Linked DNA regions of Homo sapiens: all the other regions are linked to region 3. A link is a loop called in an ENCODE intact Hi-C map of the cell type or tissue named here. Cell type or tissue: PC-3. All regions are shown on one strand.

Evidence for each region. Hi-C counts contacts between places; a loop is a spot of excess contacts. Peaks named below come from ENCODE experiments on the same cell type or tissue, not always from the same donor. Only the 100,000 strongest peaks of a DNase experiment are listed, where the experiment ranks them.
Region 1: a loop joins it to region 3, with 6 times the contacts of the local background. A loop is called at or near these places in 5 of 110 quality-filtered maps.
Region 2: it touches region 3 in a loop (12-fold over the local background); 4 of 110 quality-filtered maps call a loop at or near these places.
Region 4: a loop joins it to region 3, with 11 times the contacts of the local background. A loop is called at or near these places in 66 of 110 quality-filtered maps.
Region 5: it touches region 3 in a loop (12-fold over the local background); 32 of 110 quality-filtered maps call a loop at or near these places.

The regions. Positions count from the first base shown.
Region 1 is chr5:53,247,846-53,252,845 of GRCh38, reverse strand. No RefSeq gene overlaps it. Among named protein-coding and RNA genes, the nearest start is that of MOCS2-DT, 140 kb to the right of the region's middle. In PC-3, no CTCF peak of the experiment used is centred here; a DNase peak (open chromatin) is centred at 3,105; H3K27ac peaks cover 2,899 bases.
Region 2 is chr5:53,366,354-53,371,353 of GRCh38, reverse strand. No RefSeq gene overlaps it. Among named protein-coding and RNA genes, the nearest start is that of FST, 110 kb to the left of the region's middle. In PC-3, no CTCF peak of the experiment used is centred here; DNase peaks (open chromatin) are centred at 2,643 and 4,863; H3K27ac peaks cover 3,792 bases.
Region 3 is chr5:53,167,907-53,172,906 of GRCh38, reverse strand. No RefSeq gene overlaps it. Among named protein-coding and RNA genes, the nearest start is that of MOCS2-DT, 61 kb to the right of the region's middle. In PC-3, a CTCF peak has its summit at 1,967; a DNase peak (open chromatin) is centred at 1,996; H3K27ac peaks cover 689 bases.
Region 4 is chr5:54,215,900-54,220,899 of GRCh38, reverse strand. The region is part of intron 1 of ARL15 (ARF like GTPase 15); the gene reads left to right. Among named protein-coding and RNA genes, the nearest start is that of ARL15, 92 kb to the left of the region's middle. In PC-3, a CTCF peak has its summit at 2,830 (motif pointing right); a DNase peak (open chromatin) is centred at 2,819.
Region 5 is chr5:53,427,760-53,432,759 of GRCh38, reverse strand. No RefSeq gene overlaps it. Among named protein-coding and RNA genes, the nearest start is that of FST, 50 kb to the left of the region's middle. In PC-3, a CTCF peak has its summit at 1,915 (motif pointing right); a DNase peak (open chromatin) is centred at 1,939; H3K27ac peaks cover 4,408 bases.

The sequences.
Region 1 (5,000 bases), 80 kb before region 3:
TGTCCTCCCACATTTTTGCCATCTATATGCCCTCCTTAAGTTTTGCCTTGCCTTCATCTTCTTGTCCCTGGTCCCAGTCTACCTGCTAGACTCCAGCCCCAAAATTCTCATTAATTTTTTATGCAATGTAATTTTGCTTTCTGTACCCTACTCTTAACCAGGCATATTGTTGAGCATGTTTTAAGATAAAAGACTTTTTAATGTGGGTGACTACCATTTTACAGCAAAAAATGTTTAAGAATATTTGCTAACCTAAAACAAAACATATGCCAAAAAACTAGCAGAAGTTCTGAAATTTTATTTTTTTCTCTTAACATGATCAAAACCTTAGACAAGATTCCATATCCATTGTTAGAGCATAAGACACAGAGTATTTTTTCTTCCTCTAGAAGCAGAAATTAAACACAAATGATCCTTGTAGTCTTAATGATCACACATTCAAACAAATGTAAATTGGGTAAATAAGAAAATCTATTATATAAAAACTTGAAGCAACTGTATATGTCAGACTTTGTTCTTGAGACTTTCACATGCATTATCTCCTTAATTTTTACAGCAACCTAGTAGTTAGCTTTTAGTCATCTAGGTTTGCATATTGCTAAGGTATCAGGTGGAGTTCAGTTAGAAATATTGATTAATGGGTCACTACATTTCAGGTTTATACTTGGTTTATCAACTTAATAACCTATAGAATTGTATATACTCTGAAATGATCAGGATTTCAGCAATGGTCTCACACTACCTAAATTCACACAAGACCGATATAAAGTCATGTGCCACATGACCTTTTGGTCAATGACAGGGCACATATACGAAGGTGGTCCTACAAGATTATAATGAAGCTGAAAAATTCCTATCACCCAGTGATGTCCTAGCCATTTTTCTAATGTCGTAGTGCAATGCATTACCCACGTGTTTGTGATGATGCTGGTGTAAACAAACCTACTGTGCTGCCCGTCCTATAAAACTATAACACATACAGTAATGTACAGTACATAATACTTGATAATGATAATAACTATATTACTGGTTTATGTATTTACTAAACTATGTTTTTTTTTTTTTTTTGAGACAGAATCTGGCTCTGTCACCCAGACTGCAGTGCAGTGGCACAATCTCAGCTCACTGCAACCTCTGCCTCCCAGGTTCAAGCGATTCTCCTGCCTCAGCCTCCCGAGTAGCTGGAGTTACAGGCATAAACCACCATGCCTGGCTAATTTTTGTATTTTTAGTAGAGATGGGGTTTCACCACTTTTGGCCAGGCTGGTCTTGAAGTCCTGACCTCAGGTGATTCGCCTGCCTAGGCCTCCCAAAGTGAGGGGGTTATAGGCGGGATCCACCATGCCCAGCCTAAACTATGCTTTTGATTGTTATTTTAGAGTGTACTTTGTCTACTTATTGAAAAAAGAAAAAAAAGTGAACTGTAAAACAGCCTCAAGCAGGTCCTTCAGGAGGTATCCAGAAGAAGGCATTGTCATAGGAGATGACAGCTCCATGCGTGTTATTGCTCCTGAAGACCTTCCAGGAGTAGGTAAGATATGGAGGTGGAAGACAGGCATATTGATGACCCTGAACCTGTGTAGGCCTCAGCTAATGTATGTGCTTGTGTCTTAGTTTTTAACAAAAAAGTTTAAAAAGTTAAAAACAACAACAACAACAACAACAACAAAAAAAAAACTAGAACAAAGCTTATAGAGTAAGGATATAAAGAAAAAATATTTTTGTACAGCTGTGCAACGTGATTTTTAAGCCAAGTATTACTACAAAAGAGTCAAAAAAATTAAAAACTAAAAAGCTTATAAAGTAAAAAAGTTATAATAAGCTAAAAACTTATTATTAAAGAAAGATTTTGGGGGGTAAATTCGAAATTTGTGTAAATACACTCTATGATGTACACACAATCACGAAATCACCTAACACATTTCTCACAATGTATCCCCTTTGTGAAGGGACAAATGAATTCAGAATGCCAACATTTTAATTCATAATATGACACATCAATTATCATCGGTGTACTTGGGAGTTATGGCCTCTCTCCTGGAATCAAGGTATTTGGGAGTCAGACTATTAATCGGAAAGTTTGAGAGTCAAACCATTAGTCACAAATAGGTAACTGGAAAATAGAAAATAGGAAGTGGTGTTTGGAGATATTCTACTTAAGTTCAGAAAGCTTTGATGAACTATTACTAACCCAGTGTCTCTTCCAAAAAGACATTTTTTCTTTAATTCAGGCCGCCCTCTTTTCCTTGAAATGCATTTTCTTAAGATCAGTTAATATTACTTATTAATATATAAATTAATATATGGGACTGAGAAAGAGTCAATTCCTTAGGCTTCCAGGGTTACCCCCAAATACTGGTTTATACACATCACAGAGGAAATGAAAGGCTCAGATTAAATGACCCAAAGAGTGTCACATAGTTAGCAGGTGCCATAGCTGAGCTCTGCCCTCAGGTTTTCTTTAAACTTAGCGCTTGTGGCTTTTACTAGTCATTGAGAGAGAGCTGCTGTTTAGAGGCTACAGCATCAAGAGCTATTCTAGGGGATAAATGAAGTCAACATGTGTGATGAAATTATTAACATGTACTTAGGACACATATCATTGCCGAATGTGTATGTGCAGTCTGTGCCCTGCTCCCACTCTTGTCAGCGGGAAAGATTGTTGTCCTTTGCATCAGTTTCTGGGCTCCCCTTTGGATCAGAGAACCTTAGTAACAGTCAAGGCAGAGGAAAAAATGAAAGAAAACCAAGTGGCTGAGTTGATTTACACAACAGCTGAGGGAGAGTGTAGAGGGGAAGGAAGAGAGCAAAAGCTTTATGGGGTTGGTGTCAGGGAGAACATATTTTGCTGCAAAGAGGAAAGTGAAGAGAAGAATAAACGACTATAGAGAAGCTTGGATGAGAGAGAATTGTAAAGTAGAAGACTAGGAGTTGAAAAATTATTGCTTTGAGTTGTGAGTTAAATTCTCTTTGCATAACACAAGCAAATAATAGAATTATTTTTCATTACTCATGGTTATTTTACAGGACTGTTTCTTTGAGTGAGACTCCTTGGCAAGGCTTGTTCATGTGGAGTCTCAGGGTTTATTTACATCCTGGCTGGAGGAAAGACACATCATTCCTCAAGACTGATTCATTTGAAGTAGAGGTCGGGCTGGCTTTATGGGGCTTGTGGCCAGCAGGACTGTGCAAGGCCCATGCTCAGAAGGACCTCATGTTTTTCTATTGCAGTCCTGAAATTCTTAATAATCTTATTCCTGAATTTGCGTTGTATAGGTGAAATATGATGGGACATGGAGTGGGGGTGGGAGAATGGGGGAGGCTTGGGCTGGACATACAGGAGGACAGGGTGGGAGGCTGGTGGCAACTGGAGGCAGCTCCGGTGGCAGCCTTTCCAGCACTGGTGAACCTCATGCATTCAGCCTATTGCCTACCCTGATCTAGGGACTGAGCGATTCTGGGTGGAAAGGTTTAAAGATTCTTGGACTCACCTGTCTGCCCTGAGCTGGGCCAGTGGGAAGGGGAGATGCCTAACTCGACTTCTCCAAGGGTGGCTGGTGGGACCTGAGATAGCACACTACATGCCCCATGTCTCTGGACTGGGTCCCCAGCCAGGGCTTTGTAGTGAGGGGTGGAAGTAGGGTGGAGGACGTCTACTCTCTCTGGCAAGTATACCTGTGGCTTGGACTGCTCCAGGGATTGGTTCTGTGTTTTGGGGAGTTCTCTCTTCTTGCTTCCAACCTTCCTGAGTTTGATATGCATTTTCCCTTTCTGGTCAGCTCAGAGGGCCTGCAGGGTTGAGCCAGTAAATATGAACTGGGAAATTTTGGAGATCTCCTACCAGTTAAATGCTCTTATATTTACATTTAAAATTGGCATGGCACAATATGAAGGTGAACGGTAAAATTTATGTTATTAACTTAAAATTTTAATTTTTCTTGACTTAGGATGGCATTAGATAGCAAATAAAAAACATGACAGAGAGGGATCACTAGAAGAAAGGAAAAAGCTTGATATTTTAGTACTTTTAATGGCAACTTTTTCCTGTTTTTTGACCAAGGCGCCTTGGGTTTTCATTTTTCACTGGGACCAACAGATTATGTAGCCAGTCTTAAGCAGGGAAATTTATAAGACATAATTGCCAGAAGTCTGGAGAGAGCTGGCTGAAATGGTTTCAGATTTAAGATGGAAATAGAGTCAATGCACCTTGCTACTGGAAATGGTAGGACTCTTTTGGATGGATAAAATGCTGCAGAGCATAGGACCCTGTCAGATTCTGTAGTAGGGCAGATATTAGCTCAAATTCTGACTTTCCACAGTTTATTAATAAAACTTAATATTTCCTGGCAAATGAACTATTCCATCAACTGTGCCATGGGGTGTTGCTTGAATATAGGAGCCATACGAGTATGCTGGTACTCACTGAATTTTCCCAACACCATTACTTCTTTTCCCACGGTTACACAGAATCACTGGCTCTAATTAGGATGGTGTTTGTGGGATTGTCTGCCGAAACTTGTGTTCCACCTTCCGTAATGTAGCATTGTCACTGAAAAGTGACAGCACAGCTAGGAACTACATCTCTCTGTCCCCTTTGCAGCTAGGTGGGATAATATAATCTGCTGTAATTGAGTAAACATAAGGTGTGCCATTTCTATGAAAGGTTTTTTACTAAGTGATTGTCCTTTTTCTTTTGTGGATCAGGTGCAGAGGAATCCAAGGTGTAGGGAATGAAAGAGCCACAAGATGTAAGAAACCTCAGTTCCTCAATGTAGACATGGAAGAAAGCTTCCGGGAGCAGGCTCACTGGATTTGGTCACATAATGATCACAGAATAAACTCTTGTGGTAAGCCTCTGAATTTGGGATGTTTTGTTAAAACAACTAGATGACCCTAACAGTTTTCACCAAGGTCAGTAATCGACTGATTTAAGTGTTTCAAAAAATCTTTAAACAAATTCAATTGTTGCTTTTAATTTTATAGATAAGGAAATCAAAGTC
Region 2 (5,000 bases), 200 kb before region 3:
GGTGTTTGGTTTTCTGTTCCTGTGTAACGTTGCTGAGGATAATGGCTTTCAGCTGCATCCATGTTTCTGCAAAGGACAAGCTCTTATTCCTTTTTATTACTTCATAGTATTCCATGGTGTATATGTACCACATTTTCTTTATCCAGTCTATCATTGATGGGCGTTTGGGTTGATTCCATGTCTTTGCTATTGTGAACGGTGCATGCATGTATTTTTATAATAGAAAGATTTGTATTCCTTTGGGTATATACCCAGCAATGGGATTGCTGAGTCAAATGGTATTTCTGATTCTAGGTCTTTGAGGAATCACCACACTGTCTTACATAATGATTGAACTAAATTACATGCCCACCAACAGTGTAAAAGTGTTCCTATTTCTCCACAGCCTTGCCAGCATCTGTTGTTTGTTGACGTTTTAACAATTGCCATTCTGACTGGCGTGAGACTGTATCTCATTGTGGTTTTGATATGCATTTTTCTAATGATCAGTGATGTTGAGCTTTTATTCATATGTTTGTTGGCTGCATAATGTCTTCTTTTGAGAAGTGTCTGTTCATGTACTTTGCCCGCTTTTTAATGGGGTTGTTTGTTTTTTTCTTGTAAACTTGTTTAAGTTCCTTCTGGATATTAAATCTATGTCAGATGAATAGATTGCAACATTTTTCTCCATTCTTAGGTTGTCTGTTCACTCTGATGATAGTTTCTTTTGCTGTGCAGAAGCTCTTTAGTTTAATTAGATCCCATTTGCCAATTTTGGCTTTTGTTTTTGTTTTTGTTTTTCTGTTGAAATCTTTGCCCGTGCCTATGTCCTGAATGGTATTGTCTAAATTTTCTTCTAGGATTTTTATAGTTTTGGATTTTATATTTAAGTCTTTAATTCATCTTGAGTTAATTTTTGTAAAAGGTGTAAGGAAGGGGTCCAGTTTTGATCTTCCGCATATAGCTAGCCAGTTTTCCCGTCACCATTTAGTAAATAGGGAATCCTTTCCCCATTGCTTGTTTTTGTCAAGTTTGTTGAAGATCAGATGGTTGTAGATGTGAGGTCTTATTTCTGATATCTCTATTCTGTTCTATTGGTCTATGTGTCTGTTTTTGTACCAGTAACATGGTAGAAAAATTTTTAAGCCACTTATCTATAATGGTATTCACATTTAAGTTCTCCTGGACTAAAGATTGTGTACATCAATGAAGCCAGTCTAGAGGTTAATTAAGTTGACCTCTATAAATCATTTAACAAAAAAAATTGCAAAGTTCAAAATAACTTTCTAGAAATAATGGCTCAATGTTTAGAAGAGCCAACAATTATTACATCTATCAATAGGGCTCAATTGAGCTAAATTTCTTTAGGATCTTTAGTAACTCAGGTTAGTATATCTTAAAGCTTCTAAATTTCAAAGGTGTTAGGGCCATGTCAGGGTTTTACTTCAGGTCTGTTCTGTGCCAAGTCAAGTGTACATAATTCTCGTGGGAGGGAAAGCTAGGAAGATTCTTTCCGCATGATTCTTGTGCATGAGAACAACCCTGGGGAAACATAATTAGGGAAAAGAGAATAGGAAAAATATATCAGCTCCTTAGAGAACTTGGAGAACTCGTTAAAGAACAAGATAACTTGATGTTGATGATCTGCAATGCACTGGTTAGGTTGTTTGTGTTTGGATCATATCAAATGTTATTCAGTTCAACACTTGGAGTCAATAAAACTTAAATTATGCAAACATCTTTGGATCTCATAATTAAATCTCATGTTTTCTTATTATCTTCTCTTTAATATCTAATGCTAATATCCATTAGAAGAGGTTTTGTTATAAACCACTGCAATAGGAAGTCTAATGTCTTCAGGTTGCCCTAATAAAGACTGAAAAGTAACCTCTAAAACTGGCACTGTGGATGTAATGGAAACAAACAAGACTTGAAATTTGCGTTTGATCAGTTGCATTCTCTTGCATCATCTAGACTTGTTTTATTCATAATGTGTTTCAGCCCATCAGAAAAACAATGCCAAAATATTAACAATGCAAGCTTTTGAAGGCTTGTTTCCTTGCATTACATTGTGTCATCTTTGGCTTCATCTGTAAAGTTCAATTTTTATGTTTCTTCTTAGGTAGAAAATTCTTTCCCTGAAGGGATGTCATTAACACTGTTAGTGAGTAGGTGCTAAGGGATGCAACACACTCTCTTTAAATTATGTAAGCCAGTTTTATTGTCCTTTCTGCTGGAATTCCTGCACCTCCCTTGCTGTTGATTGGTCCTCCATAGGCTTTGGCTCTTGATTGGTCTCTGCTAAGACAGAACAGTCTTTTTTTGTGCTGTGTTTAACATTAAATTGTGGTCCACAGAGTTCTTGCAAACCGGTAAAAACTAACTGAGCTTCCCTTAAAGTCAATTTCTTCATTGGAAGGTTCCGAGTGATTTCTACAGACTTACACTTGGGTCCCCCAAGTTCTTTAGGGAGGTAGAACTTTCTGAGTCAGAGGCTCTTATTAAAGTTCATGTATTTCAAGCAGGTGCCTCTCATTCTAAAGAACTGTGGGTAGAGTGAAGAATGATTTTGAAATTTCCATTCTTAACTCTTTCTGCCTGGCTTCCCTGCTTACCAGATGTCTTAAATGTGTTGCTGTGTCACCATTGTACATTGACTCAGCTAGACGTTGACCTTAGATTTACCTCAAGGCACTCAAGCCAAAGGAAATAGTTAAGCAGGAGCTAGAGCAAACAAATAGGCCCACATGCCTTATATGTTTACTATAATCACCTGCTTAAATGAAGGCAATGTTAATGCAACTAGGAATTATTTTTGCATTAATAAAAAATAGTTCTGATGATATCTAGTAGCAAAAGTAATTCTGACAAGGAACAGTGGTGGCCTCAGGGGAGATAAACTGGGTGGCTAGGGTAAAGGGAGGGAGAAAGAAGGAAGGGTGATTTACATTAATTTCACTGAACAACCTTTTGGAGTTTGTATTATCTATTTAAAAATAGAAAATGTAGAACAAAGCAAATGTAAATAAAGACAATGAAAAGAGAAAAATATTTCTGCCCCATTACTTTAACTAAAAAGGAAACAATGGCATACCGGTTTTTAGGAGAACTTTCTTTTGTTATTGTGGTTTGCCTTCTGATGAGTCTGTAGCCTTTCTGAACCTAAGATCAACCTTGAGGATGGTGAGGAGGATACTTTGATGAACGTGGAAATCTCTTTTGCTCACATGCAATGGCATGTGCTATTTTGTATCTCAGGTTTCATTTGGGCATTTATCAAAGCATCGAAGAGTCAGAAGGGTTGCTAAAGGCCATCATTTAGAATTAACATCTATCCTCCTTTTTCTTTTTACAAATGAGAAAGCTGAGGCTGAGGGCTACATCAAGAAGTATTCAAGCTTACACAGGCCTGGTAGGGCTGGGTATGATGCTAGATTGGGGGTTCTTTCCTCAATATAGTTATAGCTGGTGACTTACTCATATAGAGAACAGTGACTTAGTTGGTGAATGTGGACATAATTACAGGCAGAATTTGGTGTCAGTATCAGGAAAGCCCAAAGATTCTTTGTTTTAAATTTATAAAAATGTCAGAATGGAGAAAACTGCACCAAGTGAAGGACAATGTAAACTACAATCCAACCTCATTTCTCTATTGGAGTGGAAACTTGGATGGGAAAGGCCATATTTCATGCAGTGATGACTACCCTAACAGTTTCACACACTCCAGTGAACATTACTAGTTTTGCTCTCCTTGTCCATATGTGTTTGCTTTTGTGCCTCAAGGAAAGTGGGAATAGAAAGAGCAAGGCCTTTCCAGGAGTGGAGGCTAAATGGCCTGGTCTTCCAAGACCTCAATGGAGTAGGCTCTTAGAAAAATACTACGTTGGAAGGAAAATTTAATTAATTAAAATCTAAATGTTGGCTGGGCGCAGTGCCTCACACCTGTAATCCCAGTACTTTGGGAGGCCAAGGTGGGCGGATCACCTGAATTCGGGAGTTTGAGACCAATCTGACCAACATGGAGAAACCTCGTCTCTACCAAAAATACAAAATTAACTGGGTGTGGTGGTGCATGCCTGTAATTCCAGCTACTCAGGAGGCTGAGGCAGGAGAATTGCTTGAACCTGGGAGGCAGAGATTGCAGTGAGGTGAGATCGCACCATTGACTCCAGCCTGGACAACAAGAGTGAAACTACATCTCAAAAAAAAAAAAAAGAAATCTAAATGTTTTTGTGAGGACAGATCAAGAAGCTTGTGAGAAAATAAAATTGTGGTATTCTGATGCAGATGCTGGTTCTTAAGAAATAGGAATTCGCAGCAAGTGGCCTATGTCACTCTGAAGGGGTTTTCACCATTGGAGCTGTACTAAGTTGTGCCCAAGGATGGGGCTGTGGTCTGGGTCAGAAGTGACTTGATTGGTCCATTTTTACTTGTATTCCCAAGAGTCCCTGAAGTCTTTCCCTGAGATGGAGCTGTATCACTACAATCCATCAGCACGTGACTATTAGAATGTACTTTAGAAGACGTACTTCCGATCTGATGAGTATTGCTTAAAATTTTTAACAGCTTCCCATTGCCTTTGGTCAAAACTTGTTCATGAAGTCAAAACTTGTTCATGAAGCTTGCAAACCTGGTCAACATCCCAGCCCCATTTTCCTCCATTCCCCATGAACCTGGAAGTCCCAGCCTCTCTGAATTGCTTGCAATTCCTTGAATGTACAGCAGCCTGTCATGTCTCTGAAACCTGGTTACCTGCAGTTGCAAGATGCCACCTCCTTCTTTTTATTTTTTAACCCATTTCCTGTTTGCATTTGATATCTCAGTTCAAGCATCATTTCATATGTTATTTAGTCATCAAAGATTATTGTTACCGGGGACAAAGATGAGTAAAACATGCACCCTACTCTGGAGGAGCTTTTAGTCAATGAGCAATAGATACGTAAACGAATGATGAGCAATTTCCACATCTCTGTACAGGCAACAGTAGGGCATACGAGAGAAACGGAAAATATTTTTTGATA
Region 3 (5,000 bases):
AAAAATACTATATGTTCTATTACCAACGGATGGGTTATATTCTTGTCTGATGGATTGTGTATGTCACACTCCTTTGGTAAACAGTATCGTTGGTTGGTTTCCTCAAGTAATGGCCAAGGAAAACTAAAATTTAACTTTCTTTACATTGCATTCAATGCTGATTGTACTTCTATAAATGTAAAATAGGGCCGGTCACGGTGGTTCATGCCTGTAATCCCAACTCTTTGGGAGGCTGAGGAGGGCCGATCACCTGAGTTCAGGAGTTTGAGACCAGACTGACCAACATGGTGAAACCCTGTTTCTACTAAAAATACAAAAGTAGCCAGGCATGGTGGTGCATGCCTATAATCCCAGCTACTCAGGAGGCTGAGGCAGGAGAATCACTTGAACCCGGGAGGTGGAGGTTGCAAAGAGCCAAGATCACGCCATTGCACTGCACCATGGGCAACAAGAGTGAAACAGGAAAGGAAAGGAAAGGAAAGGAAAGGAAAGGAAAGGAAAGGAAAGGAAAGGAAAGGAAAGGAAAGGAAAGGGGAAAGGAAAGGAAAGGAAAGGAAAGGAAAGGAAAGGAAAGGAAAGGAAAGGAAAGGAAAGGAAAGGAAGAAGAGAAAGGAGAGAAACAGAGAAAGAAAGAAAGGAAAGAAAGGAAAAGAAAAGAAATAAAAGAAAAGAAAGAAACTAGGTATGTTGCTCATCTAGTGCTCCATGATTTAACTTGTACTTGTGGTTTAATTTGCCTTTAACTGGCAAAATTGAAAGAAACTTTTAAAAAAATCTCTGAAAATCTATTTGATTATAGCTTTTACAATTATAGCAAAGAAATAATCTTATATTTTCCTTCATATGATGTGTAAAAATGTCTACTTACACATGAACATAAACTTTTAAAATATGAGTATGTATGTTAAAATAATATGTATGTTTATTTCCACTCAGCTTCTTTTTAATGAACTGTAATTTTCTATTAAAATCCTTAAGAATCATTTAAGTAATAGTGAGGCAGTTTACCTTACAACTACCACTGTGGAATAATAGATTTTAAATGACGATTATTTAGTTGAAATATCCACTTGCTGTAAATGTTTTCAACAAACCTGTATATTCTTCTTGGCTTTCTCCAAGGACTCATTTTGGGATCTTTTTCTGCTTTTGGTTTGTACTAATAATCTTTTTTCTTACAAATAATTCCAAGTTTACTTTAATACAGATGGTATTTGTCCATAGCCAAAAACCCTTTCCAAAATGCGCCCTAGCTCAATAAACTAGTTTAAAAAGCATCTTCAATAAAAATAAACATCAAAACAGAGATTAACAGGAATCAAAACCCCTAAGATCATCATGACTGGCTGCTTTCACTTCACTAGTTCTAGTTTTCTTCTTCTTTATTGTGGAATACAAATGCTGTAAGAAATAGAAAATTGATTGCATGACCATATACATGATTTAATGGTACATGGTAACTTGAACGACTGCCACCTATATTGTATTAAAAACAAGATATTGCACATGTCTCTAAACTATGCCAGATAAAAATAATGACTGAGTTTAATACGGTTTAGATTACCAAGTATGGGATAGCTTACGCTGAAACCCTAGTCAGTAGGTTGAATAGAGAAGAAAAATTATTTTTCTGAATTCAGAATTTGTCTTTAGATTTTATATTGGCATAAAGTTATGTTTTAAATGCTATCATTAATGCTTACTATTTGGCAAGGACTGAACTAGATATCAGTGATATAATAGTGAACAAAAAATATATAGATTCTACAACCATTAATTAAAATAAACATTGGAAAACAGTTTAATTTATATTCATCTTTTATCAACTACATGGTCACTGAATTGGAAGATTTGTCACTTGATAAGGAAGATTGTTATTAGAATTTAAGAAAATAAAGAGCAGATTTTATTTCAGGAATAATGTGCTAAAGTAACCATGTTAGGTTGTTCTGAACATGTACTGCCACCCAATGGAGATGTGTCCAAATGACACCAGTCATTTGGAGGTTTGGAGACTGCACATTCTTTTGGGGGAATACACCTGTGGCAAATCATTCAGCATAGCTGAGTTTTGTCCAGATTGAGCTGGATTGCCCTAGGTGAGGGGGAGGAGAAGGGAAGCTTCAGCTAAAAGCATTTTCTTCTCTAATCCCAGCAAAAAAGAAAGGCTCATTCAAAATCTGATCTGAGGTGATTATAGTGAAAAAGTAAAATTGCCTGTGAATAGCTCATATTTCAAATAATGCTACCATCTAATAGACTATCAACGTGCTAACGATAACTTTTCCACATAACATAGAAATTGCAGTGTGAGGAATTGAGTTTGGGAGAAACCACTGGAGTAGACCACAGTTTTTCTGGTCTGCAGGTCTCTAAATTTCAGCCCGAATCCTTATTTATGGAGAGTAATTTGTAAGGTTCTGGACTGCTCCAAAGGAGGGATAGACTAGAGGGTTCCTCGAGATTCCTTCCTCCCTAATTATTGCACTGTCAGTGTCATTGTTCAAACCTCTGACAAAAATATTTTATACAGAATAATGTAATTCACCTCCAAAGTTCTTAAAATCACTGGTATGTTAGATGCAAGTGAGGTTGTCTATAGCCAAAAAAGACGTTGAAATGGCCCAGACTTTTTCACATTTTTCTTGACCCAGACCCTGAGATAGCCAGCATATTGTCCCATGGCAAGTTTTGAAATAAGAAGGTGCCCCAATATCAAAGACTTTCTTTGTTTAAGAAATCTAGCATTCAGGAACAGTTAATTTCCAGTGTAATGAAAACGTGTTACAAAGGCTCTTTATGTTCCAAAGACCACTTCTGCTTTTCACATAGGCAAAATTTACAGAGGGTTTAGGACAATTGTAGGGCACCCTAGCACATAGGAATCAGTGGAACTTTAGCTGTTAAGAAGGCCTAATTTTAGTAATATCCTCCTGAAATGCTGAAAATTTGTCTAAGGCAGCAATCGCCTTACTGAATCGATCATTTGATAATCCTAACACTCAGGGCTTTAAAGGGAATAATTATCTAGTAATACATCATATAACAATTCAAGTTACATTATGAAATGTGACAAGAGAGATTAAACTGGTTTAATGAAAAACAACATGGTAAAATTTTTGTATATATTTTCTAAACAAGTGATTTAAAGCCATGCTTTGTGTAGGCTTTGCAGAGTATTTCCATGTATTGAGTGTCAGAAATGATAAGCATCATTTAGTCACTCAACAAACACCTATTGCATACTTACCCTATTCTCTGTGTTGATGCCTTGCATGTACTTTGTATATAAACATAAATAAAAAGAGAATTTCTGCCCAGTGTGGGAGAAGCACTGCTATGGCTTGATCAGCATGCTCTGACTTGAGGTGTAGGACAGAAGTTAGTTCAAAATATGAATTCCATCTTACTGGATGGAGGAGTGATGGGGCATTATATCAGCTGATCATCAAGTGAACTAATACACTGTGGCTGTAACAAGAAACCAGTCTTTTCCATTGAAAAATAAGTATTAAATTTTTAACAAAAATTGTGTCAGGGACAGCATCTTTTAGCCAGAATAAAGTTTGTGCAATCAAGTCAGATTATTTTAATTATAATACTCTACTAAAATATTATAAATGTTGCACTATGAAAGATACATAGTGATATTCTAATGACAAATTAAACACATGGGAATGCAATTGCTCGCTGAATCCTCAATGATAAGTTTGTCTCAAAGGAAGTTGCTAGAGGGCTACAGGGGAATGGAGACACTAATCAAGATAAGGGCTCTTCTGTCTCTCTTGCAATTTACTGGGATTGAGAATCGCTGAAGAAGGGCATGTAAATCTCAACTCTCCTTTTGACTTGCCTGAATCACAAAAGGATCTATCCCATTTCCTATTTGTCTTATTCTTGGCCAAATTCTCCAAGTGCAGAAGTCACTTCTGTCTCTCTTAATTCTTACAAGCTCCTTAGGGTACCAGTTAGCAAAGTAGCTCTTACATTAATAGCTCTCAAATGACCTGGGAGTTGAAAACCTTCCAAAATTGCCCAACTAACTCCCAAGCAGTAATTTATGAATAGGAAGTCACTGGTTTTGATCTATAGATCAGAAGATGAGTGGACTAATAAATATCTTCATAAACTGTTCATATTTTAGATCTTTATTTTCAGGGCTAAGGTTAACTTCAATTTGCCTCATTTTATTCCATTATCCCTAACTTTATCATCCTTCATGAATAACATCAACCACACATCCACTGTTTGCAGAACTCTAAGTCTTCCTTCTAGTTTTCTAATCCCTTTTAAGGGAGACATTTTGTTTTCTTTTGACATAATTTATATCTGTTCCTCTCCACTCCAGTAGACTGAGAAAACAATGTGTTCTGTGGGGGAGAAATATTTAATGTGAAAAGTTTCTATTCTGTGACCTCATCTGGACTTTGTAATTAAGACTGTATACAATAAAACTTGATTATTTTAGAGGATTAAAAGGAATGATGCTTAGAATTAATTCATTTATGATAAACCAGTGCTTTATGAATGAACAAAAACACAACTAATTAATGAAGGTATAGAAGTGGTTCAAAAACCATGTCATATTTGATGTGGCTCTTAGTAATATAACAAAAACAGATATTTTCAGTATCTGAGATTTCTCCAGAGCCACCCTCCTTCTCCACTTCCCACAGGCCTACTCACAGAAATCATCTTGCTCTTTATTTCGATTTTGAGGCTTTTCCTGTGTCTTTAAGACCATGCAATGTTTCTTGTTTATCTGTTCCTTCCTGTGGTCATTGCCCAATGACACCAGGTCCAGCCAACTTTCATCCACAAGGGTCTAGATTTGCCCACAGCTATGTCTCCCAACTGTCCCTGGTTTCTGTTCTCAGTTCTGTTCTCTGTGTCCTCAGCTGCAGCTTGTTCCTGGAACTGTTCCCAGTTTTAGGAACTAGCCAGGAGAAGCTGACCCACAAGACAGAGACTTCCCCAACTTTCTCCAGCTGTCTCTGGAC
Region 4 (5,000 bases), 1.0 Mb before region 3:
TAGGACTTATCTATCTTAGTGCCAGGACGAGAGTCGGCACTGCGGATCTCACCACGGCAAAGGGGGTGCTTTAGGAGGACTGCACAATTTATTGGTCACCATGAATTAGTTCCCAGTAAATTATACAACACACATTGTCTCTTATCTCTTGCTAGGGGACACTGCTGATTTCAGAGATAAATGGGATTGACTGTTTAATTTCACTAGTAAACAAACTTGTAGGAAAGTGGAACTAGCATGCGGCGTCCGAAGGTCTCTTAGTACCATGAAACATAGGATGAGTGTGAAGGTGCTTATTATATTAAAAAATTAAGGTGATTATCATATTTAAAAAATCAAGCAAGAAGAATGTTTCTAACTTAAGACCAGTAATAGCTGCATTTAATGCCAGAATTTTCCAAGGAAATGAAACAGGTCAAACAGAAACTTCGGTGAAGACGTGCTCTGGGGAGAAACCAGCTGAATAAAGTTCAGTAGCTGACTCCACTTAGATTAAACCATTGACTCTGGAAAGCTGTATATCTCTTTAGAAGTTTCTATTTTTCCTTCTTTCATCCACAGGAAAAGCAAACAAAACAGAGGTGGGGGAGGGGAGTGGAGATAAATAAATCACGTTCATATGCTAGGTCAATTTTTAAGCCAATTTTGATCTTTATGGTAAAGTATTTTCCACATCTGCCAACCACAAGTGTCTACATATGGTAACAGGTAACTTTCTTTAGTACTATATAATCTGTGAGACATAAATAACTAGGCATTGTAATTGTATGGCAGTTACCCTACAGTTGAAAGAGTTACATGATTATTAGTAACCCATAAAATAAGGTGGTAGTGTTTTTTTTAAATAATCTGTTATAGGAATTTCTTGTTTCCATACTTTTCTTAAAGACTGTAAATAATCTTGTTATGCTCTGACATTCAGCAAGTCATTGCAAAGAAATATGTTTATTCCTTCAAGATACCACTAGATTATCCATTTCAAGAAATGAATATTAAATATGGAAGGACACATTTTGTCCTTTTCATTTTAGTTCTAGATTTTGCCATATGGTTGCCCATGGCTTTTAAAGAACAGTTAGTATCAGGAATGAACTTTTTAGCCACAACATTTCTGTGATTTTTGGAAGTGTGATTTTTGGAAATTCTTAAAAACCACATTTTGAAATATTGGTAGTTACTGTTGTCATTCTGTTTCTTTTCTTTTTCCCCCTTTCTTTCTCCGTCTCTCTTTTTTGTGACCAGTGCCTCTTCTCACAGATAAACCAGTATGATACAGACTTTTTGTGTTTAAAAACAAAACCTAGACTTACAAAAAAAGTTCCCAAATAACTTGTATTTAATTAGTATGTAATTTATTTAATTAGTTCCCTGTCTCTTTCTTTGCAGTGATTGTCTTGATTTCTAGTTCTAGTTTTAAAACAAGGAAAGTTTTAGGCCTTTCTTGATTCAACTCATGTTGTCCATAGCACACCTCACTGTCCCTACCAAAGAAAGGCATTGAATTTGAGATTTGATGCATTTTAGTCTTTTTTTTCTTCCACCCTGATCTTCTATATATGGCTGCTTTGCAAAACAGTTTTGTGCAAGCAGACATGACTTAACTCCATTCCCTACATAGAGAACTATTCAACTTTACTTTTATGTGTTTTGAATACTGCCTCATGTGAGACTGTGACAGCAATAAAGTATGCATGGCCAACCTTATTTTAATAGCGAAAGAGAGCTGCTTTTAATTAATAAGTGGATCTCTTTATGTCTGGGGTTTTCAGTTTATTTTGTGGTTCCTTGGAGTTCTTCAATTATGTGGCCTAAAAGGGCTATGTTAGTGCCGACTAAATCCTTTTTAAAATCTGTCATTTACATGTTTTCTGTCTGTAACCTGTTTTCAGATTACTGTCTTAAAAAAAAAAAAAACAGCAGTAGCAGTTTTTCCGTAAAACGTTAAAATCCATAGACCAAAATTATATATATATTTTACATTATTAATGGGATGCAGCATCCATGTACAAAATTAGAAGACTAGCTGTGCTCTTCAGCTGCTCCATCACATAGGTTAAAGAGTCTTTATATTGCATATTTCCCCACTCAACATCTACTTTTAAGTTACAAAACTGATAGAACTTGTGTAAAGCATCTACTTGGTATCTTGAGCATTATAGAAGGTGTGCAATGGCTCTTCCTGCTGGTGATGCCATTGCCGTCTTTGGTATGTATAGAATTTTACTGAGTTCTGTCAAATCTGGGATGTCAGTGTGCCCCACGACTTCCCCACCAACTAAACCCTAAGGGGTTTTTATGCTACCGCGGGAATCCAGTGCCAGACTTGGACCCACAGTGACCCCAAATAAAGTGATTCCTGGGTGGTAATATGGATGCTTTATGATTGACATACACATAAATACATCCAATCTTGCTTATGAAATTTTGTGATCTGCTTTTGTCATTAGAGGATATAGTGAATCTAATTCTGCATCGGGGATACGGGATACAGTGTATTACTGCATTGAAGGAGATTTGTCTGTAGGAGCATGAGCATTCTGTAGCAATAGGCATAGCCGTCTTCTCGGCTGGATGTTAGTTACTAGGAAGTATTCATTGTGTGGGTCACTATATTTTAACAACTCAAAATTTTTTAAAAAAACCATGCTCTTTTTGAATAGAAAGAGAGAAAATATTAAGTCTTTAAAAGTCAGAGGTAAAACCGTGGCCAATCTGAATGTTACTTCTTTCTGGTTACTTGAACAGTGTCTCTCTGAAGTCTTCCTTGGGTCAGACACAAATAAATGGGAGGTTGCTCTTGGAAACACTCCCTAGGCACTGGTAAAAGTTGTCGGTAGATGGCAGTACTGTTCTACTACAACATTTTTTAATCCCTGCAAATACTGCCTAACATTTCATTCCCAGTCTTAATTTTGAAAATGCTTGATTAGTTACATTAAGCAATGTTTGGGTGATTTTTTTTCCCCCTTTTAAACTTAACAGAATTATAGCCACAGCCTGAAAGAAAGCCATTACTGGTAGACAACAAATTCTTAGTCGTAATTTAGTCCAACATAGAGAATGACATACCGATTTTTAATTATATTTGTAAAATGGCTATATAAATATATAAAATGGTTAACAATAATGATTATAATTTCTCACTTAAACTTTGCATCAGTGTTTTTTCCTCTAATTCTACCGAGGGTAACATCTGATCGTTACGGTGAATCATCTGAGATGTACATTTCTATGAACATGTTTATTTCTTTTTACCCCTACAGGTCTACATGTATGCCTTGCAAATGGAATACTTTTGAACTCTGCTAAGATATCTTGGCATATACAACTAACTTGTAGATGAAGAAAGCTAATATCTCTACAGTTTTTATTTGGAAAGTCAGGGAATAACGCTATCCTTAGGGAAGGGTGGTTTACCTTCTTATATTAGTTTTTTGCAGGTCCCTTAGGAACATGCATTACAGAAAAATAGGCTGCTCTTCTGTTTGTCTTTGTGATTCAGATTATAATAATTAACTCTCTAGGCTAAATATAACTAACGATCTGTGATCATCATTTAAAATGGAATCTTTCACAGTAAATTTGCAATTGGTATATTTCCTGAACTTCTCTTATTTTAAGATATTTTTAGGGAAGATTTCATATAGGATGGGAGGTGAAATTGGTAGTGTTTTCTCCCTTTTTAAAAAAAAAAAAAAAGAAAAGCATTGTCTTACTAAAATTCCATTGGAAAAGATAAATATATTTTGTTTTACAAAATACTTTGGGAGGATAAATCTTCCTTTTAAATCGAACTGAATTTTAAGAAAACTGTGGCTTAACTGTTTATCTCGTTTTCCTATTTCTTTACCTAATTTCTATCTAGAATTGTAAAATGATTGATTAGAGACTTAATCTGGCTTTTGTTTTTACCTTAAACTATTTAAAAAACTAAAATGTAATGTTAATGTTTTTTGTTCTCTATTGTCTTTAAAGGCATTAGCAGGTAGAATAGAAAGAGATAAAACATCTGGGTAGTCTAAGTAGATGGGTTCTGTTTCAGTTATCATTTTATGCTTAACTTGTACGGGTCTAAGGTATATACATTCTCTTAACTACTGTATAAACTAGAAATTTGCAGCATAAGCCACAACCTGTGCTAGCTGAAGCACTTAGTTACAGCATGTAATTCCCAACAGATTTTTCTGTTATATTTTTTTACTCACCCTCCATGGAATGATTAGTACATTTTGGGGATTTAATTAGGTGTGTGTGTGTGTGTGTGTACACATACATATACATATACCCATAATATAGAGACAACTATTATAACTGCTATAAAATAAAATGTGCTGGTGGGAATTTGCGCATAGCTTATGCTGAGTATGTGGAAATTTGGGATATAACATATGCAGTGTCTCCCAGCAAACAGAGATAAGTATAGTAATAACAAATTTATAAGATATTTGTTAGTTATGTTCTTCCATCAGATACTGATAGACAATATAAGCCAGCCAAGAAGCACATGAGTCAAAGTTACTTTAGAAGTACACAGTGGAATAACACCCCCGTGTAGTAAGAACTTTGTTTCCTTGAGAAGTTTGGATCACAGGGTGGTGAGGATGAAACCACTGCCTCTATGATTTGCAATTGAAGTGATGCTGTTGAGTGATACTTTTTGAAAGAGTAGCTTAAAGTTTTGAAGGAGTAACATATTTACTGAAAAATTTCTGTCAAAGTGAAATTCTAGAGACTAGTATTCATTTATGCCTGTTAAATATTTGCGAGAAGTAAAGTTTCTTCGTGTTTGACTTACAATAGATTTCTCAAGCAATGTTTCTCTCCAGCCAGCTATAGGATGAGGGTGGACAAAAAAAATTGGCTTTGTTTCTATTTTATGCACAGCCAGACTTGCTCTTATGTTTGTAATATTTAAAGGAGTTCAATAGGAGGCCCTTGATTCTTTGATCTAATGCCACAGTGCAGTTTAATGAGAAAGGTTTTTAATATTGTATGCAATA
Region 5 (5,000 bases), 260 kb before region 3:
GGAGGTATCTGTTCTGGCTCACTCTGTGACTTTCTCCTTTGCTCACCTTGCAAATGTTCTAGGCCTTATCTCTGATGTCTGCCTTGGCCTCTGGGAATGCTGCACAGCACTGGCCATGGGTCAGTAGAGAGAGACTTATGGCAGAAGGCTTGCAGGCAACTTTTTCTCCTACTACCTTTATTGTTTTTCAATCTTGTTTCTGCATCTGTAAAATGCAGATAATGCTACCTGGCTTCTTTGCCCCATACATGAATCAGGAGGACTTTGTCTTATTCATTGTATCTAGAGCAATTCTTGGTGCCTAGGAGCCACATAATAAATATATGCTGAATGAATGAATAAACATCATGTAAAAGTCTCCAATTCTAAATGAATTTAAGGTACTTCTTTTTTGGAGAGTGCATTGCATTTTAAACTAGTCTGTTTTTAGTACATATAGATAAAATAAAAATTTTCAATGATATTTCTGCCCTGGCTTGCTTCCGGCCCTGGGCCATGCAACAATTGGAAAAACACAAGGAATGAGATTATCATAGATTTTTCCATGTAAGTAGTGAGGGGCCCTTCAGAGCATGCAGTATTTTTCCCTTGGCATGGTTTTAGTAGAAAATGCTTATTATTATTTATTATGTATTTCTTAAGGGAAAATGGTATAGAATCTTCATCTAGATTTTTCTGATTTTAAGATTTATATGAAGATGAGAACTAGATTAGGACTTAGGTTCTTACTGAGTCCACTGCACTTGTATTTCCTGCATATGTCAAAGCATGGATACCCGTGGCCTTGGCTTACAGCTCAGGAAGAGTGAAGAACGTACAGCCGATGCCTGCCTCCTGATTCATAAGCATGATGCACACACACACGTTATCAGGACAGTGGCAGCCCATTCAATGGCAAATCCTGGAAAAGTTAAACTTTAGTACTTGTGTATTTTGCTGATTCCCTGTTGCACTTCTGCTGAATCTTAGATAACTTGAGCCTGCATATGTTTTTGTTTAAATGACTCAGGGTAAGTTTCCTTCTTTGAACATCCCTATGATTAAAAATTCAGGCTGGGCACGGTGGCTCACGCCTGTATTCCCAGCACTTTGGGAGGTTGAGGTGGGTGTATCACCTGAGGTGAGGGGTTCCAGACAAGTCTGGCCAACATGGTGAAACCCTGTCTCTGCTAAAAATACAAAAATTAGGTGGGAGTGGTGGTGGGTGCCTGTAATCCCAGCTACTCAGAGGGCTGAGGCATGAAAATCGCTTGAACCTGGGAGGCGGAAGTTGCAGTGAGCCAAGATCGTGCCACTGAACTCCATCCTGGGTGACAGAGCAAGACTCCGTCTCAAGAGAAAAAAAAATAAAAAAAGAAATCGAATGTTATGATATCTTCTGCCATTGGTAATCTGCCTGATCCTTTAAATAAAAACCTCAGGGACACATGAGACTTAGAATTTTTAGAGTTGAGATTTGTTAAAAGATATTTTAGATTTTTTTAAAGAGGCAATGAGGTGCATTTACTATGTAACACTCTCATCTGGGCCTGGACCAGCAGACATAGTCAATAATTAGAAATTCAGGTCAGATTTTGCCACCAAATGAGTTCAAATCAAGTTAGGTTTTGCCACCAAGTGAGTTTAGAAAACAAACAAACAAGTTTTGGTTTTTAGAAACTTTCAGATGTTTGAATTTTGGAAAAGAGACTGCAGACAGGTATTTCAAAACCTCAGTTATTGATTCACTGTATTTTTAAAAGTTCCACTAATAGAGAAACTTAATTTTATTGACAGCCTTGTAGAGAGAGGTAAGCATCTTGCCTTGAGGTACTTTTTTTCTTCACAGAAAGCCTACGGGCGTTTCTGCTCACAGTCATGTGAAAATCAGCTTAATGTATTTCTTGTTGCAGGCTGTTAAAATGGCTTGAATTCCACTAGAGGGCAGTTGGGCCTTATCTCAGTGGACTTTATGGTTACCAGATCTGGTTCTGTCATAATTGGGTAATTTTTGTCACTGACCCCTGTTGGGGCCAAAAAAAAAAAAAAAACCTCCCCGTTGCCCTCTGGAGGCTCACTGAAAATCACCGGGAAAAGGCAGATTAATAGAAGAGAAGGCGTAAAAATTCATTTGATCATAGTTTTAAGTGACATGGGAGCCTTCAAAAGGAAGACTCAAAGATACAGGAGAAAACTGTCCATTTTTGTGTTTAGGTTCAACAAAGTACAGATAGTTGTGTAGAAATGCGATTGGACAAAACAGGTATGATCTAATGCTAACAGACTGAATGGTGAAGCCCAGTAAGGCTTGTTCATCTAGATTCTTCTTGACATCTCTGAGCATGCATTTCTTTCTTCTGTGTATGTGGCAGGGCTCTTTCTGGAATGGGGATCTTATGACCTACAGTCAAATAGGGTAAGTCAGATAATTTATCTATGGCCAGTTTTTACACAGGAAAGTGGGGGAAAACCTGGAGTGGTTTTTAGGTTTTATGGCTGGCTTTGGAGAAAAGGGGTTCTGGCTTCTATGACCTGCCTTGGGGAAGGGGGATTCTAGTTTCTGTGGCTAGCCTCCAAGGAAAATGAGGGGCCAGAGGCAGGAGGGAAGGAAAAAGTCAGAGAGAGCTGCTTCTAAGGCTTTCATGTTGGAGTATTGTTTTCTGAGCCCCATACACCACCACTCATTTCTGTTTCTACTCAGCAGCTGTCTGTCCCACTTGACATCACCTCACATACATCTAGAGGTCAGTGATTTCTGTGCTTACATTTCCAGCCTATGAGGCTGTTCTGAGCTCCTATTCAGAATCTCTAGTTAGCTGTTTGAAAGACCGTTTAGTCTATTGAGGATTGACCTCATGAGCGCCATTGCTTGCCCTCCACCGCATTTCTTGTCTTCCAGTGCTCCATGACTCAGCAAAAGTCAACACCATCCATTTGGTCATGCGAGCCTAGGAATGTAGGCTTCATCCTCGACATTCCCCTTTCCTGCATAATTCCTCATCAAATTCCCTCTACTTTACTTACCAAATATACCCCCATGGTCTGTCTACTTTCCTACATCTCTACCCCTAGCTACCACCTTCTTTTGCCTGGCTATTAGACACCTAACTGGTCTCCTAGCTCTACGCATGCCTCTCTGCCTTCTTCCAAATTTCTCTCTTATTCTCTCTTTCCCCTACTGCCAAGTCTCTAGACTTTTTGATTAATCTCAATTTTTATCTCCACATTTATATATCCCTATCCATTATGAAATATTGTTTTTTTTTAAAAGCATGTGAAAGACCAGTGCACTGAAAACTCAGTTTTCTAAGAGGGTAGTGGTTCATGATATATGTAAGTAGTCCTCACATTGTGTGAGTCCTACATGCATGAATTTAGGTTATTATGAGTTATTTACATAACACCATTTCCCTAATACCAGCCTTCCAACAATAAGTTTCAAATTTTGGATCAATTTCTTAGTAATTTTCTTAGGTATGACTTCCCCTTGGAGATCTGGACAAAAATAAAAAGTGAGCACATGTACATAGATAGCTGTAAGATGCAGAGGGGGTACTAGAAAAAAACACACATCTAATTGGCTGATGGTTTCCTCTGGGAGGGGAGTGGAAATAGGGGTATAAAGAGTTGTTTATCTTTTATTTTTATCTATTCAAACATCTGTACGGTTTGAATCTAAAACAAAAATGTAACCAGGCATTACTTATTAAAGAAAATAGGAAAGAAAGGAGTAAGAATGATAGATTATAAGTGATTTTTAAATCTTTTAACAAATGTCCTCCTGAATTGTTCCAATAATTATTTTTAAGATACTGGAAAGACTCAATCTCCCTAAATATCTCCTTTATATCAATTCCAACACCAGAAATTTGTCATTCATTCAGTGAATATTTTACTGAAGGTGTCTTGCAAACAAAACTCCATGCTAAAATTCCTTTCTTTCTGTCTTTCATAATTCCTTATTAAAATGCAGATACCTCCTCTTCATTCTCCGTGGCTAAGGTGTGAAAACCATCTTCAATAAACACCTTTAGAGATTCTGGCAACTAAGAAAAAAAGGGAGCCTGTTTGTGTTCCTCTATCCATCCATTTATGTAGCCATTATTGAGTATTTCCAGTCACTATGACAAGCTGAGTGAATCTGATGAGCAAGGCAAATTAAAATCTTCTAATTTACCAAACAAAAACAGTAGAAAGAAAAAAATTAAAAAAAGATAATTGCATTTCATAGCTTCATATATACACGCATTAACTTAAAAAAAAAACTGAGAAACGAGAAAAACCACTGAGAAGGCATGGGGCTGGGGGCCACTACACAAGGTAAGGCAGTCAGTGTAAACATCCTACTAAGACTCATAAAGAGAAGAATAACATTTAGCTCAAAATCATTTAAGTTGCTATAATGTCCCCTTCCTCTGTGTCCAACCTGAGTACTCTTTAATAAAGTCTACTTTGCACACATATACCCATATATGGCCCCTCTGGAAAAAAAAAAGAAAAGAAAACAAATGGGATTATGTCTTTGTTATTTGTTAACTTGCTCTTCTCCTTAATTAGATGTAGAAGATTTTCCAAAATGAGTAAAAAGTCTACCTCATTCTTTTTGATGTTGCCTCAGTGTTGCATCATATGGATGCACTATTATTTATTTACCATTTCTTTATTAATGGACATTTGCTTTCTCAATTTTTTTCAATAACAAACCATGCTTTATTGAATCTTCTACTTTTGTGCACATATTGAGTTTTTTTCCCATATGGATTCTTCAAAATGGAATTACTAGATCAAAGAGTATGCACATTTCAAGTTTGGATAGACAATGTCAAATTGAATCAATTTATACTATGAGTGTCCTTTCTACTTGTCAAGATGTAACATTTCAATAATTGTTTAAATTAAATGATGTCCGATAGATGAAAAATATTTTATTGTTTTGGTTTGCATTTCCCTGATATATAGTATAGGTGAAATTCTTTTTATGTGTTTAGTGGAGATTTATATATTTTTGGTCATATCTTTTG